2 separate regions of the Homo sapiens genome follow, and region 1 is linked to region 2. The links are chromatin loops, found by intact Hi-C in ENCODE. Cell type or tissue: heart right ventricle. All regions are shown on one strand. Region 1 overlaps GRID1 (glutamate ionotropic receptor delta type subunit 1). Region 2 overlaps GRID1 (glutamate ionotropic receptor delta type subunit 1).

The links. Peaks named below come from ENCODE experiments on the same cell type or tissue, not always from the same donor. Only the 100,000 strongest peaks of a DNase experiment are listed, where the experiment ranks them.
Region 1: it touches region 2 in a loop (2.4-fold over the local background); 1 of 110 quality-filtered maps calls a loop at or near these places.

Annotation. Positions count from the first base shown.
Region 1 is chr10:86,014,815-86,022,814 of GRCh38, forward strand. The region is part of intron 4 of GRID1 (glutamate ionotropic receptor delta type subunit 1); the gene reads right to left. Among named protein-coding and RNA genes, the nearest start is that of MIR346, 250 kb to the right of the region's middle. In heart right ventricle, no CTCF peak of the experiment used is centred here; a DNase peak (open chromatin) is centred at 3,637.
Region 2 is chr10:85,789,293-85,797,292 of GRCh38, forward strand. The region is part of intron 8 of GRID1 (glutamate ionotropic receptor delta type subunit 1); the gene reads right to left. Among named protein-coding and RNA genes, the nearest start is that of GRID1-AS2, 150 kb to the left of the region's middle. In heart right ventricle, a CTCF peak has its summit at 3,102 (motif pointing right); no DNase peak of the experiment used is centred here.

The DNA of each region.
Region 1 (8,000 bases), 230 kb after region 2:
GGCCACGCTGGCCTCTTATCTGATTGGAGGACATTCTATTCGAGCCCCATTTCCATGTAAGCCCCCACATCTACTCAAGCCCTCACTTAAGGTCTTTATGTTTACTGTCCTCTCTGCCAGGAGCACCCTTTCTTGAGTTATTCAGATACTTTGTTTCTTCACCTTTTATAAAGTTTTCGCTCAAATGCCCACTTCCCAGTAAGCTTCCTCTTACCACCATATTTAACATTGAGTCCCTCTCAACATGTTACAGCTCCTTTTCCTGTAATGTTGTGTGGCACTTATCATAACATACCATATACCTATTCATCCTGTTTATTGTCCATCTCCTCAAAGTCTCATCTGAGCAGAGAATTTTATATTTGGTTCACTGCCTCAGCCCCTAGAACTGTGCCAGTTCCATAGCAGGTGCTCAAAAATATGGGTTGAAGAAACGCACACGGGTGTCAGTCAGCCAAAAAGGAATAATGTCGTGAACATTTGGCTTTCCTTTGGCTTTCCAGCCACCAAACTCCCTTTCAGTTGGTTAGAAACTCAACCACAGCTTTAGTCTTCTTAGAAAGCTCATTCCTCCTACCAAAGATGCTTAATGGGGTTAGATATTTTCTCTCCCAATGCTCTGGCAGCTATGGCAAAAGGTGGAAACAGGATAATCTTACCCAACTTTCTAAATATGATGAAAACTGATACAAAAATGCAAGCACTCTAAGAGAATATTGACACCATGCTAGTGCAAGCCAATGTCCAGCTGTGGAGGAAGTGGCAGGGCGAGTGGAAGTGGCAGCCACGTTCAGCAACAGCCCTACTGCTCAGCCCTACTGTGGCTGAGGGGATCCAACTGCTCTGGGGCCCAGACTCCCTTGGTTGCTGCTCATTTTCTTAATCTTGTTCTCTGGACTTCCCATTGACTCTGTGACCTGCCTAGTGTCTTAACAATCCGTCATTTTAGCTGATTAAGTTAGTGGGAGCGGACTTCATCGTTGCAATCTGAACCTGACAGTACAGAAGGTGAGGCAGGGGAAATTATTACAGATATTATTACAGATGTGGCCAGAAAGCAGGAGCTGGAGTCATTTCAGATGATGCTAAGGACCATGATGGGGCTGTGGAAGTAGGAAGCTGAGGGACAGTGGAGGAGTGGGTCACTGGAAATCAGGAGGTCAAGGAAATGTGTTGAGGGGTTGCCACATAGACAGGGAAGTTACCGAGCATTATGTCTGGACTTGGGCTGGTGAGGAAGACAGTTATCCAGGGACCAAAGTCTCAGAAGAGTGGTAGGAAGTAAACAAGAGGCTGAGTTAAATAGTCAGACTGACCCCAAAGAGCACCATCTTTTTTTTTTTTTTTTTTGAAACAGAGTCTCGCTCTGTTGCCCAGGCTGGAGTGCAGTGGCGCGATCTCAGTTCACTGCAAGCTCTGCCTCCTGGGTTCTTGCCATTCTCCTGCCTCAGCCTCCCAAGTATCTGGGACTACAGGTGCCCACCACCACGCCTGGCTAATTTTTTGTATTTTTAGTAGAGACGGGGTTTCACCGTGTTAGCCAGGATGGTAAGAGCACCATCTCTTATAAGAGTAGCAGCAATCTCTCTTTCTGAATCCCTAGAGTGTAGGGCGGCAAATGTTTGCTAAGGAATCAAGTGAAGCAAGCCTTCTTCATGTGTAACCATGTAAGTGAGAGTTATGAGTAAGAGTTAATTTCTATGAATTCTCTCTAAATTGGGTAGACTTTTTCTGTCTTCTTCACTCCTATCCCCCAGCAGCCGAGAACAGCGTCTAGCACAAAGTAGTCCTCCATAAATATTAGTGGAATATACAATGAATGAAGGAACTTAGTCTTTCTTTTCTCCATTTCACATCTTTCCTGCTTCTGTGATATTTTATTTTCAATGGCTCTAAAAAATAGTCTTATACCACAATTGCTCTCTCAGATCTCTGCCTCCCATTTCTAAACCCAGCACCCTCTTTTATGTGTATTATTCCATCTCCCCGCAAATGGTGAGCAGCTGGGTGGCCAGAACCACATGGTTGAGGGACCCTGGACTTTAGAGTCAGGGGTATTATCTCTCACACTCAGCATCCACAGAATGAGGGTGCTCTGATAAGAGGAGGCATTGGTCTTGAGTCTAGCATGGCCTAAGTCATTCGTTCAATGAACTTTTACTGAGTGCTGTTGTGTGCCAATCATCTGCTAGGCCCTGAAGCAGAAATAGTCTGAAATCCCAGGAAGAAGTTACACACATGTAACTACAGAGATCAAAGGTTACAGACACAAAGTATTGGACCTGCTGCTAAGTATTCCTGGTTTCCAATTTGACCCCAACCACTTACTTGCTATGTGTGATAAAACATTTGTTTGAGACAATAACTCAAATCTCTCCAAGGTTCAATTCCCTCATTTTACCTATGGGAATAACAACTGAAAATAGAATTCCGGGCACATGGGTAAGTATCAAGAGACATGTATAACCTGTCCTTATTCTCCATCTTCTTTCTCTGCTTCTCTGGGCAGTGTGACCAGGCACACAGCAAGTGCTCAGAATTTGAATTGTCAAAGAAGGCTGGACTACAGGGTCTCATGTTATATTTTAGTAAGCACTGACCCCACCCCAGTAAGTGCTGACTTTTGCTACAGAATTGCAGCCATCAGCATGCGGAGACAGAACTACGCACCAGGCTGCCTGTTGCTCCAGCCTTATTTGCAGAAGCAGGGGTTCTCCAGCCACCTTCCCCAAAACCCTTGAGCAGGCACAACTGGGTCATGGTTCAATGTCATAGCCCATTTGGCTGTATTGGCCCTGGTGTCTCCAGGACAAGGGGCAGGTATGGCTGGCAGACATTCAATCCAGAGGGCCACAGTATCCAGCTGACAACACAAGTGTCCTTCCACCCTTGAGTTATTTGTGTGAATCAAAGTAGCTCTCCCTGATGATTGTGAATGATTAGTAGTTCTGAGCATGTTGCAGGTAGAAAAGCAGGTGTGGGGATTCCAAGTAGGAAAGAGAAGGAAGATTTGGGAGAGGATGCAGGTCCAGCCTGGGCCTTGCAAAGGAGGGAAAGAGAGGAGGTTGGCCTATCCCTTAGTGCTCACGTGTGTGGAGGCACTTGCCCCATCTCTGAGCCCAACAGACCATGCCCAGACTCAGTGCTACAGCTGCCTCACCGCAGATTTCCTGTGCCACGTCCCTCCTCCTCACACAGACTCTCCCAGGCACTTCACACCCACTCTCCCAGGCACTTCACACCCAGCTGCAAGGTGCTGTACTTGTCCCACAGCTCTAGGAAAAAGAGAACGATATGGAGCAACAGTTCACATCCAACAGGGCAGTCTGCTCGCCTCTGTTCCAGTGGAGGGGTGATCCGGCCCTGGGCCATGCACCGCAGCCTTCTGATGAGCTCCTTCATGAGCACACAGACTTCTGATGAGCTCCTTCATGCCATGAGCCACAACCAAACCCTGGCATCAGAAAGCTCTCCCTGAAACACACCAAAATTGCCCAGCTTGGTCAGAATTCTGTAAGTGCCTGTAGCAGGTGTGAGGAAAGCAGACTGGCTCTCTGGCCTCCCATAACCCTGTCAGGGGAGATAAGACAGGCTTATGTAGCAAATGCTACAAGACAGACGGCAGCCCATGCCAAAATGTCTGGGGGAACTCGAGTTACACATGCAGTGTTCTCACACAGCATGACAACCTGTCTCTCACTCCAACAAGTCCTAGGTTCTTGATTGCAGCTCCGAGGCCAAGAGCAAACAGCTGGCTTTGTTACATGCACGTGACTGCAGGTGCCCACGCCTTCCAGAGCTGTTTCTTCCAAACCTCCTGTGAGTGCCTCTGGAGACTACCAGCCCTAAACAGCCAGCCAGAATGCTGGGGCCACAGACAAAGACTTGCTGCTCGGGGAGCTCTGGCCTGTGGTTGAGAGGATCAGCCCCGCCTTCCAGCTCCATCTCCCTGCCCCACCAAAGGCTGTGTGGCAGGAGGCTGCCATGTGTTTCAACAGTTACCACAGACTCAGGGTTTTAACACCACCCATACAATATTGTCTTCTTTTTTCTCATGATGCAACCAAATATTTTTCTGCACTTGGGTAACTTCAAGAGAGGATGCAAATTCCATCCATGATGGGCCTTCTCCAAAAGATACTGACAATGTGGGCTGAGGAGTTTGCAGCTCCAAATCAGAAGGCACAGTCAGGACACCTAACACTGGATTCTGGACTGTGCTTACAACCCAGGACCCAGTGCCTCTTATAGGACAAGATGGTGCCTTTGATCAAGGTGAAGCCTTCCCTCTCCTATAAAAGTACAGAGGAAAAGAGATAGGCAGCTTGAACTAGAGGCCTAGCAGCTGCCTCAAAGCCCACTCAGAAACACAACCAGACCAGTTTGGCATCTGCACCACAGAAGGGCCTATGGACCCCTGCACACCCGCATCCCCAGCGCTGACAATGCTTGTCCTCACACAGCTGCCCCCTCCACCCCAGCTGTGCTCTGCACAGGCATGTGCCCCCTTGGTATGGTGGTGCTCCCCTGGGAACCTCTCTACAAACCGCATAATGCCTCAGCCACCTGCTCTCATCAGGATGTCCATAGTGCCCCCATCAGGGAGAGGGCTCCTGGGGACTGGAGGGCTTCGGGGCATGGGGCATTTCCCCTTTCCTGCCCATGACCCCCCTCCATTCCAACCACACCCTGGCCAGCCAGGAACACAGGTGGAATCTGTGTTCTCAATTCACAGTTGAGGAAAAGCAATTCACATGCATGCTAGGCCCTTTGCAGATTGTCCATTTAATCCTCCCAGAACTCCACTGGGTGGAAGTTGGCATCTCTGTCTTTCACAGATTAAGAAGCTGAGGTTCAGAGAAGGTGTGTGACTTGCTTTGAGCCACACAGCTAGTGTGATAGCTAATAGTGGCAGGTCAGGATTCAAACAGAGGTCTGGCTCCAAGCCAGGTCTTCATGGGCCAAAAGAAGGCAAAAATCTATTTGGCCAAGGCCACGAGGCATCCTCAGCATGTATACCCAGGGCCAGGGTGGTTCGAGGAGCACACTGATGGCAGCAGCCAGCTCACTGGCAGCCCTGGTACATTGCCAGCTTCATCCTAGTGATTGCAGAGGGAAATATGGCCATGCTAGGCACAATGAAAGCTTGGAATGCCCAATCTGAAATAAATTAGCTCTCCTCTAACTGACTTACCATGGGGAAAACCATGACAGACGTCATATATCACCTAAGCCAAATTCAATTTGTACCCATTTATAACACAAACATGTCTCAGGTGTAATGTCAACAAGCACGTTTAGCATTCTGCACACTCCCCTCAGAGGGCTGGCAGTGCCCTGGCCAAGGTGAGACAGTGCACATCCACTTATGAGCAAACTTGTTCCAATGTGAGGGAAAAATCAGTTTCCTTTAGATAACAGAGTGGGACCTTCACACATTTGCAAAGTGCCAGGCAGGAGCAAGGATGGAGCCTGGCACAGGAGAGGAGCAGAAGCAGAGCCGGCTGCCTAGATTCTGTGTGACTGACAGGATGGTTCCTGGCGCTGACCGACTGAGCCATCCATGCTGGATGTGCAGGAGTCGACACTCGCCCATGCAGCTCCAGCCTGTGGGCCCTTGTGTGCATATGGGCACAGCCCCAGCACAGCCTGTGGGCTCAGGGGAATCAGGCTGAACTGAGTTCCAACCTTTACTGCTTATTTGCTCAGTGACCTTGGCTTCTCTAAGCCTCAATTTCCTGCCTATTAAAATGGAGTCAAGAGTGTGGAGGTGACTGTAGGTCAGAGGAAGTAACAGATGGAGTGGGGAGAGTGGAAAGTGCCTTGTAATTCATCATTAGCTCCATTTCTACCATTTGCAAAATCCTAAAGCATCATCTGAGGTCAGCCAGCACTACAGGCCTCCAGCATCCAAAGCCCACAGGACAGGCAGGCCCCACAGGATAAGGCCTCCCTGGGGAGAAGGGAAGCCCTTCTGGGAGCAGCATCTTCCTGGTTCCTTGTGGGTTTGATGACAGTGACAGCTGACTCTGGAGCCTTTTGTTAAACTATGTTTACTGAAGTTATAATAGACATATAGAAAAGTACAAAAACCCTAAGACTAGTGAATTTTCATAAATGAACACACAGAGATGAGAAAACAGAATATTAGCAGCCCCCCAGAACTCTTGGAGACCACTTTGCAAGGCGTTTTTGTCTTTTCTGATTCTCATATGTGGTTAATTCAACCTGACCTGCCTGCCTGCCTGCCTGCCTGCCTGGGAGGACGATAAAAGTGTCTGAGAGCCACTCTACAATGCAAAGACCATCATCAAAGCTTGGGAGGAATCCACTTGCAATTGCAGGTGTGATTTAAGGCCTTAATCTCCCAAATGGAAGCCAAGCAAATTTTTAAAAGGCATTAACTCCCTATCTGGGCTTCTCTGGGTTTCCTGGTAAGAATCTCAGGAGAGACTCCTTGGCGAACAGGTGTCTCCTCCCTCCAGCTGAGCCTTTTATTATAATACTATAATGTGCTCAACAATGCTGTGATCTGATCTGATCAGCAGACACCGCCCCTGATGAGTAGGGATTAATTGAACAGATTTCTTTCCCCCAGAAAAAGATATTGATGACACCCTGAGATGTCTGTTTAGGGTTTTTGTTTGTTTGTTTCATTAATTGTTTTTCTTACTCTTTTCTTCTGCTTGAGGCTTTTTGTTTTTTAAAAGGACTTCATTTTTAAAAGCAGTATTAGGTCCACAGCAAAACTAAACAGAAAAGACAAAGATTTCTATATCCCCTCAGCCCCCACACATGCATGATCTCCACATTATTACCATCCCATGCCTCAGTACCATGTTTGTTACAACTGATGAGCCTACACTGACACATCATTTTCACCCCAGGTCCATAGTTTATATTCAGGTTGATGTCTGGTTTAAACCTGCAAAATTTTCCCATTCACCTGCGTAGTATATTCTGTAAGTGAACCCTGGAGCCATCGGCTTCTCAGACCACAGGCTACGCTAGACCCTCCCCAGAAGATTTGGAGAGCTTCACCCTCAGGTGTGTCTGCAAAGGGCTTACTAGCTCTTAGTCAGCTGAGGGTGAGCTGCAGCCTGGGTCCCGGGCTGTCTAGAGCAGCCGCATCTAAAAGAAGTAGAATGCAAGCTGCATATTCAATTTAAAATTGTCTAGCATCCACTATAAAAGGGTAAAAAGAAACCGATTAATACCACATTTTACTTAGCCCAATATGTCTAAAATATTATCATTTCAACATGTAATCAATATAAAAACTATTAATAAGACACTTTACATTCATACAGTCTTCTAAACCAGTGTGTATTGTACATTTACAGCATATCTTAATCTAAACGCTAAATTTTCATCAGAAATACTTGATCTGATTTTATATTTTATAAAATGTATCTTTAGAAGAGTCACATAATCAAGTTGTTCCAAACATACTTAAAATTTTTTCTAATACTTGAATCAAGTGTCAGTTTTTAAATTTAAACTAATTTCAATTCCATATTATTAAAATTTAGGTGCTCAGTAGCACCGGCCCCATTTTAAGCCCTCAATGGCCACCTGTGTCTGGTGGCTCCTGCGTAGGACAGTGCAGGGCCACAGGGTGAGGCCAGGGAGGTCCCCTGGTCAGCCATGCTGCCTCCTGCCCATAAGGGTCATTAGCCCCAAACCCCAAAGTCAGTTAAAGGATGAAAAAAAAACACAGGGCAGTTCTGACGCTCTTTTTTTTCCCCGAGGTCTCTGTGAGAGGCTAGCTCAAGGCCACTAATCTACTGGGGAATGGATGGTGTCAAAAATTCCTTTTTTGGCCAGGTGCAGTGGCTCACACCTGTAATCCAAGCACTTTGGGAGGCCGAGGAGGGTAGATCACCCAAGGTCAGGAGTTCGAGACCAGCCTGGCCAACATGGTGAAACCTCATCTCTACTAAAAATACAAAAATTAGCCAGGCATGGTGGCAGGCGCCTGTAAGCCCAGCTACTCTGGA
Region 2 (8,000 bases):
AGTACCGCCATCCGTGTGCAGGCTGGTGCCCACCCAGAGGGCCCTGGGGAAGATGCCAGAGCAGCCGCAGTGTGGAGAGGACCTGTGAGCACTCCAGACTGGGCAGCACTATCCAGGAGAATCATGGATAATATAGAGGTGTCTCTCTCCCTGGGTCTCAGCTTGAATTTATAGAACATGGCAGCTTGGAAGAAAGACCACCTCTTAGGGTGAAAATGGGTCTCAAAGCTCCCTGTGCAGTGCCCAGATCCAAGTATGCTTCCTATTATTAAACAGCCCCTCTGGTGACACAGGCAGGCTTCAGAGGATGCCCTTTCAGCTGTAGCTTTATGAATTCCTTTGCCACAATTAAAGCAGCAAACACTTTCAGGTTTCACAGCTGAGAGGAAGGAACCAGGCTGGCTTCAGAACTGCCCATGGATGGGACAATCCCCCAGGAACCCAGGAGATTTAGGGGCCTCACAGTCAGGGTAGCAGAGGCCAAGAGCAGGGGGTGGGTCCTGAACATCCCCACACTGTGGCACTGTGATCTCATTCAATGCAAACCTACAGTCCAAACACAAGTGCAGTTTGCAAGTCTGAGTGATCAGGCCCTGGGACCCTCTGGCTTCCCCCAGGCTGAAGAGCCCCAAGTTCTGCAGTGGCAGCACCCGCCCTCATGGCTCTTGGCATCCACACCTGCTCTTCCATCTCCGGAGAGCCCTCTCCCTTTTCCTGACTCTGCCTCTGGCCTCAGCTTAGATTTACTTTGTCTGGAAGCTTTTCCCAGTGGGCAATTCATCCTCCTCCAGCCAGGCTGGGACCACTGCTGCATGTTCCTGGGTCCACCCACCTCTCCTATCACAGCGCTCCAGCATGACTGAGCCTGTCCACCAAAGCGGGTGAGGGCCAGCCCCAGATGTGGGAGGACAAGGCTGTGTTTCCCTTCGTCCCCTGTCATTCCCCAGCACCTGAATCCATGACTGGCAGATACCAGGAACTCAATAAATATAGACGGAACAAGAGAATGATTAAATGAGATGACACAGAGGCTGCCAAGCCCCAGCAGTTTGTCACTAGGCAATTGTCCTCAGGGGACCTGGCTCCACACCCAGAGGCCATTTCAGGCCTTGGGAAAGGGAAACTGGAAAGAAACAAACAAGGTCTGCATCTGTGAGGAGACTGCAGGACAGGCAGATGATGAAGGAGATTCAGAGTGGGGCAAAAGGATGTTTCTATCAAAGGAAGGTCCTGTCTGGGCAGAGGGAGTGGGGGGAAGGGTGTGGAGTTCAGGCCATGTCAGTATGGGGCACCAGGGGATGCTGGGGTCACTAGGTTTGGGGCAGGCCCTGTCCTGAGTCAGACCAGGAGCCTCCTGGCAGGGAGCAGCCAGGCCCTTGGTCCCCTCGCCTTCTGTCTGGGTCAGGTGCATATGAGAATGGTCACCTCCCTGCTCTATGATTGGGCATCTGAGACAGAGAACAGCAGTGGCTGACTGTGCAGGGCCACCCGGCTTCTCAACCACCCGCTCCTCACAACCTCTCAAGTGCCTTGACCAAGCCCTTGTCCTGGCTGCACAGGACCCTCTCTCCCCAGCTCCTCTGCTCTTTAGAGACCAGGCACAGCCCCGCTCTCTCTGAGCAGAGTAGAGAAACTTGCTGGGATTTGGTTCTAGCCTTCCTGAGGGCCTGGGGGCAACACACTCTACTGCCTCCATGGTTATCTACTCCCCTTCTAATCCTGCCTTTCCCAGAGACAACGAGTGACTTCATCCCTAGCGATGGCCACCCATGGTGACAGAAGCACACCAGACAGGCAGTGACACCCAATATCGATACCCACCTGGCAGCTCAGGTCCGAGCAGAACACAGATGTCCTCAGATAAGAGCATTTCAGGGAGCCCACAGACGACGTGACTGAGTCCAGGTTGGCCCCCAAATCCAACAGGAGGCCAAGCAAGGCAGAAACTGTGTTGTGGTTTCCAGCCACACCCAGGCCATGAAAGATGCCCCATGGCGAGATGGAGCACAGGACCTGAAGGCAGAGGCCAAAACCCTGACTGGCGCAATGCAGATCTTAGAAGAATTTTCTGAAAGTTCCCTTCCATTTTGAATCCTGAAAATTATGGAGAGATACACATCCAGGACAAAGTGAATCAAAAACTTGGAAAGAGAGAACTCACCAATTCTCACAGAAGCCAAGGACGGCCCCAGCAAGCTCCTGACCCTGGTCCCCAGTCCCTCCCTACACTTTCTGAAACAGGGAGCCAGCTCTCTTTGAAGGTGAATGATAACCAGAAAGAAAGTGACAATATATATATGAACAGAATGTCCCCAAATCATGAGTAAGGGAGGGAGAAGCCAGCATGGGGAGAAAAGCAGATAAAGAAAATGTAACAATCGATCACAAGGAATTATCTCTTAGGGGAAAAAAGATTAATAGTTCAGGCAAATATTCTCCCCAGTCTCAAAAAAGTTACAGAGAACATGGTCTCTTGAAGGAAAAAGAAATCTAAGAAGAGATACAAGAGTTCAAAGAAGAGATTATAAAACAACAGACAGAGATGAAAAGCAAATAGTTCAGCTTAGGGAAGAGACAAAGCCAGGGGACCCTGGGCTTTTGTGCAGGGGGCATAGGGAGAGGGCTGGGCTGTGGTCCAATGGGGAAGATGCAGTGTCAGAAATAAGAGAAGCAGCTGAGTCCCTGGGGCCCCCAGGCAGGAGGCCAGGGAGCCAGTCCAAAAGAGTGTCCTCACCTTAGGTTCTGGAAGCCTAAGTGTATTCATGAGCTAGTGCATAACTTAAGTTATCTACCCAAGCTGGCCAAACCACAGAGCATGGCTTTCCCCAAATCCTCCTGCCACAGGCCTGGGACCTCAGCCTCCCTGAAACCATCATCTACACCATTGAAGGATTATGCCTCAACTGCCAGTGCCACCAGAGATCCGCCCTGATGCTCGAAGCTCCTGACGGTGGCAGCAGTCGCAGCCACAGCAGCAGGAAGAAACAAGTTGTAGCTGTCAGCTCTAAAATGCAGACAGTGTTGTCCCCATCTCTGGATGATGCCACAGCACTTGGGGCCTCAAATAAATCCTGTATTCATATTTCCACCAGTGGAGGGAGCCCTGGCGAGGTGCCTTTCAATATTTTTAAAATGATTTTCACTCTTGGCTGCACTTCATAAGTCATCAGACACTGGAAGCCAGAATCCTCTTTCTTGCTGGAATGATTTGTTCTCTGGCAGGATATAGGGTTTATGACTCTGGAGGAATCCAGCTTGAGATCTGAGCTGAGAGGTGCCGAAGGCCTCAGGATCCTGGTCTCTCTCTTTCCACTCCTCACAATGCTGGCTAAATGAAGTGACTGCTGCAGCTCTGTCCAAGCACCCAGATCCATGGGGCAGGTTCAAAGGCAGGGCCACTCCAGACCTCTCAGGAAGCTGTGTTCTTCCTCTCAAGCTCGAAGCCTCTTCCTCCTGGTATCCCAGTGGAATGATGGAAATGACACCCAGAGTCCTGCAGGGAGTAGGCCACAATGACCCTTATTCTGAGTTCCCGTCAGAGTACTTACAGGGCTCTGAGAAGGTGGGCCAGCAGAGCAGACAGAGAAGTGTCAGCAGGAGCACTTGCCTGTCACAATGATGGCAGTGAGGAAGGCATGAAACATTTCAGATTAAGTCAGATGCCTACTCCGATGTCATCAGTACCTGCTTCAGGGCTCTGCCACACCCTTGTCCCATCCCTCCCTTAGCTTTTTCATGATACAACTTCTGGCAAGTGCCACATATTAGCTCCAGAGTGCAGGCATGCCTCCTTTCTGGAGCTCAACACTCTCGATGGGCTTTGAAGCCTTTCCACGTCCAATTTCCATCTTCCTCTCCCAAAGGGTTCCATGATCCAGCCATGCGAAATCCACTGCCTCAACCAGAAGCAACTCCTGGCACTTCCATGTGCACTCCTTGAGTGGCATCCTGCAGGGACTCTGCTGGTGCATCTTCTGCTGGATCCTTAGCCTGCCCCCACCTAGCAGCTGCTGTCCATCCAGCAGCACAGGTGTGCTCTCCGCAATCAAGCTGCACTTGAACCTCCACTAAGCAATCACTTTCTCTTCTGGAGTCTCTTACCCAGCTCCTCTTACATGCATTGTCTGTCAGTGATCTCAATTTTAAGCTCTTGGAGACAAAGACCATATTTCTTACTCATAACTTTATCTGCATAACCCAGCCCAGGCCTGGAAGAAGGTCAGGAAAGACATGACTGGAGGAATCCAGTTCTGCCCTTGGACCAACAGCTATCATGTGAGTTTTCCAGCCTCTTCAGGGTCTGATGGTCTCTGCAGGGCTTCACCATTTGGCATCTCTGCTACGCTCACTGATAGTAACATTTACAAGGTACGGCACATACAAAATACTCCACAAATGATAGCTATTACTACCATGGTAAAGGTAATGAAAACTATATGAAAAAATAAAAGCATTATTATAGTGAGAATCAATCAACAGTGGGAAGGAAAACTCACTGGTCTTAGGTTGAATGATTTAACCTGGCATTTTCTAAAATGAACTCTGCAGAGCATTCCTGGGATAGTCCTGGGTCCTACCAGGAATGACAACAAGAACAAAAGCCCTGCATTAAATGAATTTAGGAAGAAAAACTGGAAACAACAGAATTAAACAGATTTCTTTACTACAGACTTTTAATATGCTAATGTGTATTGTGAATCATGATAAGATAGATTTAACATGCAGCATTTCCCATACTTAGTTCTCTCCGGGGTCTTTCCTTCAAGAAGCATCTCCTTGAAGGACAGCATCTCCGAGCACACTTTTGGAAATGCTGAATTAATCTCTCTGTCAGAACAGGTGTTTCAATGGATTGTTTTTACCCAAATGAAGGCTGTAGATTTTCCACTGCTGAGGTTATTTGGTTAGCCTCTACCCAGCCTGCCATAATGATTTAAATATCAACTCTGTTATCCATCATTTTAGCTGCTTAATATGATCAGTAACCTAATCATTTATATGATTTATAACATAGGACAAAAACAAGCACAGCTATTTCCGTCCCTGAGATTGAATCTCAGAGCATCGGTGCTAAAGAGAAAATGTGTGTCAGGCAGTGAATGTTTTCAGGATCATGTTCACAATAAAGTCAATAATGAATTTTATAAGTGTGTTTCTAATCATGCTCTTGAATGAAAGCCAGTGACATCACACCAAAAATATTTGATTAAATGGATCTTCACAGAGGAAAGCAATTCTCCACTGGAAGAATCTTGCTGATTATAAACGTTAGTGTCCAAAGGATTGACAGATTGAATAGCTGTCAGGTAATCTACTAAAAGTGTTGTTTCTCTCAATCTACCTTTGATGGGGGTTAAGTAATGGCAATGGCAAATTCAAAGTTTTACTTCTAAGCCAGTGCCTGCGGTGCAGCCAGTAGTATTTACCACTGGGTGCTAATAGACCCAAGTGATGTAAAGGCAGCTGATGTGGAGATAAGACCCTGCATTTGCCTCCTGTAATCATAAGACAGTATAGCCATGCCCTTGAGGTCAAACACTGATGTAGAAGTGTGAAGCTGACATACTGCCAAGTGATTGCTTTTCCTGCCTGAAAGACACAGCAAATTCAAGGTGGATTACTTACCAACCTCTTGCACTATTTACATAGGTCTCCAGTTGAAAATGGCAGATGACACATTCTCCCCCAACTTCTAACTAAATATTTATAAAGACACAGAAATGATGAAAATATAGAAAAAAGATGAAGACAATACTGACAGTCATCCCACTGTAAATATTAGGAATTTCCCTTGAATATAGGTAGATGGATATGGATCGAGAAATATAATCACTGGACTACCTATGCTTTTGTTCAAAAGACAGGACAGCCTCGCCACTCTGAATCACCACAGAAGGATATTCTAACATCATTCATTCCTTCTTTGCTTGTTCTTGAAATTGGAGGCCCAAGGTTTATGTCAAATTGAATAGTACATAGCAATTCCTCTACTGTGTGCTTCCTGTTCCTGGGGCAGCCAGACCATTTTCTGCATCTCCCCAAACATATGACAGCAAAAGATTCTAAAAGGTGTTCTGCAGCATGTCAGTCTTACAAGACGCACCTCAGAGAGCTTCATCTAGTCCTATCTCAAAAAGCCACAGTCATCAAAGGCTCTCAGAAGCCATTTAGTAAACAATCCTGTAATGATTTTGTTTAATTCAATATTTCTTAAATGCACTTGAATACAAGGCATTTTTATTTTTCATTTATCATCTATACACATCCTGAAGAACTAGTGTTCCCTGAAACATATTTTCAGAAAATGCTCTAAATTAATTTAGGGAAAACAATTACCAGGAAACAGGAAGACAGAAAACAGGAAGTGGAGGAGAAAGGAGACAGGCAACGGCACGTCGAATCCTGGCACCCATAATGCCCACCAGCAAAGCACATTTGGCCAAGACAGATTACAAAGAATCTCAACATCTTACAGCAGGGCTTGCAGTTGCTTGCTGAGCAATCTAGAGAAAGTGACCATGGGTAGAACAATGCACACAACAGTAAACAACATCTTCCAAATGATTCAGAGGACATGTTTATAATGAAACTGTTATGAAGAACTGAAGGAAGAAAACAGACTGAGATGGAGAGTCACAGGAAGAGACAGAAAAAATGACAAGCTGAGCTTAAAAGGGGAGCTGGGGAGTTAAGGGAGGGTTGCAAACAAAACCAAACCTCTAATCCCAGCATTGGAATTGACGAAGAAAAGACTGGATCAGTCATGGGAAGCCTTCTCTTCCTGACAATGTGAAAGGAATGGTCAGAGATAGCAATGACAAGGACAAGGGGAATGGTGTGGAGAGAATAGAGAATAAAGATCAAAGCTGGAATCACAGATAATTCTGGGAAAACTAATGCACAAACCAGAAAACCCACAAAACTTTGACAGGCTCAAAGAAGACACCATTGGAGAAATACTTTTGAATTTCAAAATAATCAACTGTAAGCCAAAGGGACTTATCACACTCTAAACAAAGTTCTTAAAATAAACCTAGACATATTGTGATTAAAATATTAATTGGACAAAGAATACATACTATAACAAATTCTTACAGAGAAAAAATGGTATTAACTAAAAATCTGCTTTATTTCAGACCTTCCATTTTATACCCTAGAAACAACAACAGAAAGGAGTAAATGTCTCCAACTTATGTAATGCCACAAGAAGTGCATTCCGGACTAAGAAGCCCATTGCAAGATATAAAAGGCTCAGAAATAATCAAAAGTGGCTTGCTTGGAAAAACAGCGTGAATATATAATCTAGCCACTCTGAAAATTAAGAGATCTAGATGGGCAAATCATGGTAGAAAAGCAATGACTTTGAACACTGAAATAATTTAAGCTCATAGTTAAAATGATCTAACTCAAAAAAAAAAAAGAGCAAATAACCTTTCAGAACAATTTGACATCAGACTTTTCAAGAGCAACAGAAGCATTAGTTTCAATAAGACAATGGAGTAAGGTATTTTAAGGCATTTTAAGTAAAAGAACATTAAATCTGAAATTTTATATCCAGACAAATTGCCTTTCAAACGTCATAAAAATATTTTCAGACATACAAGGAAGGCTTCATTGGTTTTGTCTAACAATGACCCATTTTAGAAAGACTTTGTGATAAAGTATCCAAATAAGAAAAGAAACAAACCTAACAAATGCTGCAGGAGATACATGAAGTAGGAGTGATAAAATACCTGGAAAATTTTATTTTGTCTTTTAAAAGGCTAAGAGCACTCCCAAATGGAAAGGATAAAGTGTATATATAAGAAACCAAAATGGGAATGAAAGAGAATAGCAGGATGATATGGTATGAAGCTGTTAAATTTCTTATTATTGAAAAAGAGTTTTTTAAAAAACCTCAAAACACTGGATAATTTAAATCAAAATTTCAAATTTCCTTTTTTTTTAATTTCAACTTTTATTTTTAGATATATGGGGTATGTGTGCAGGTTTGTTACATG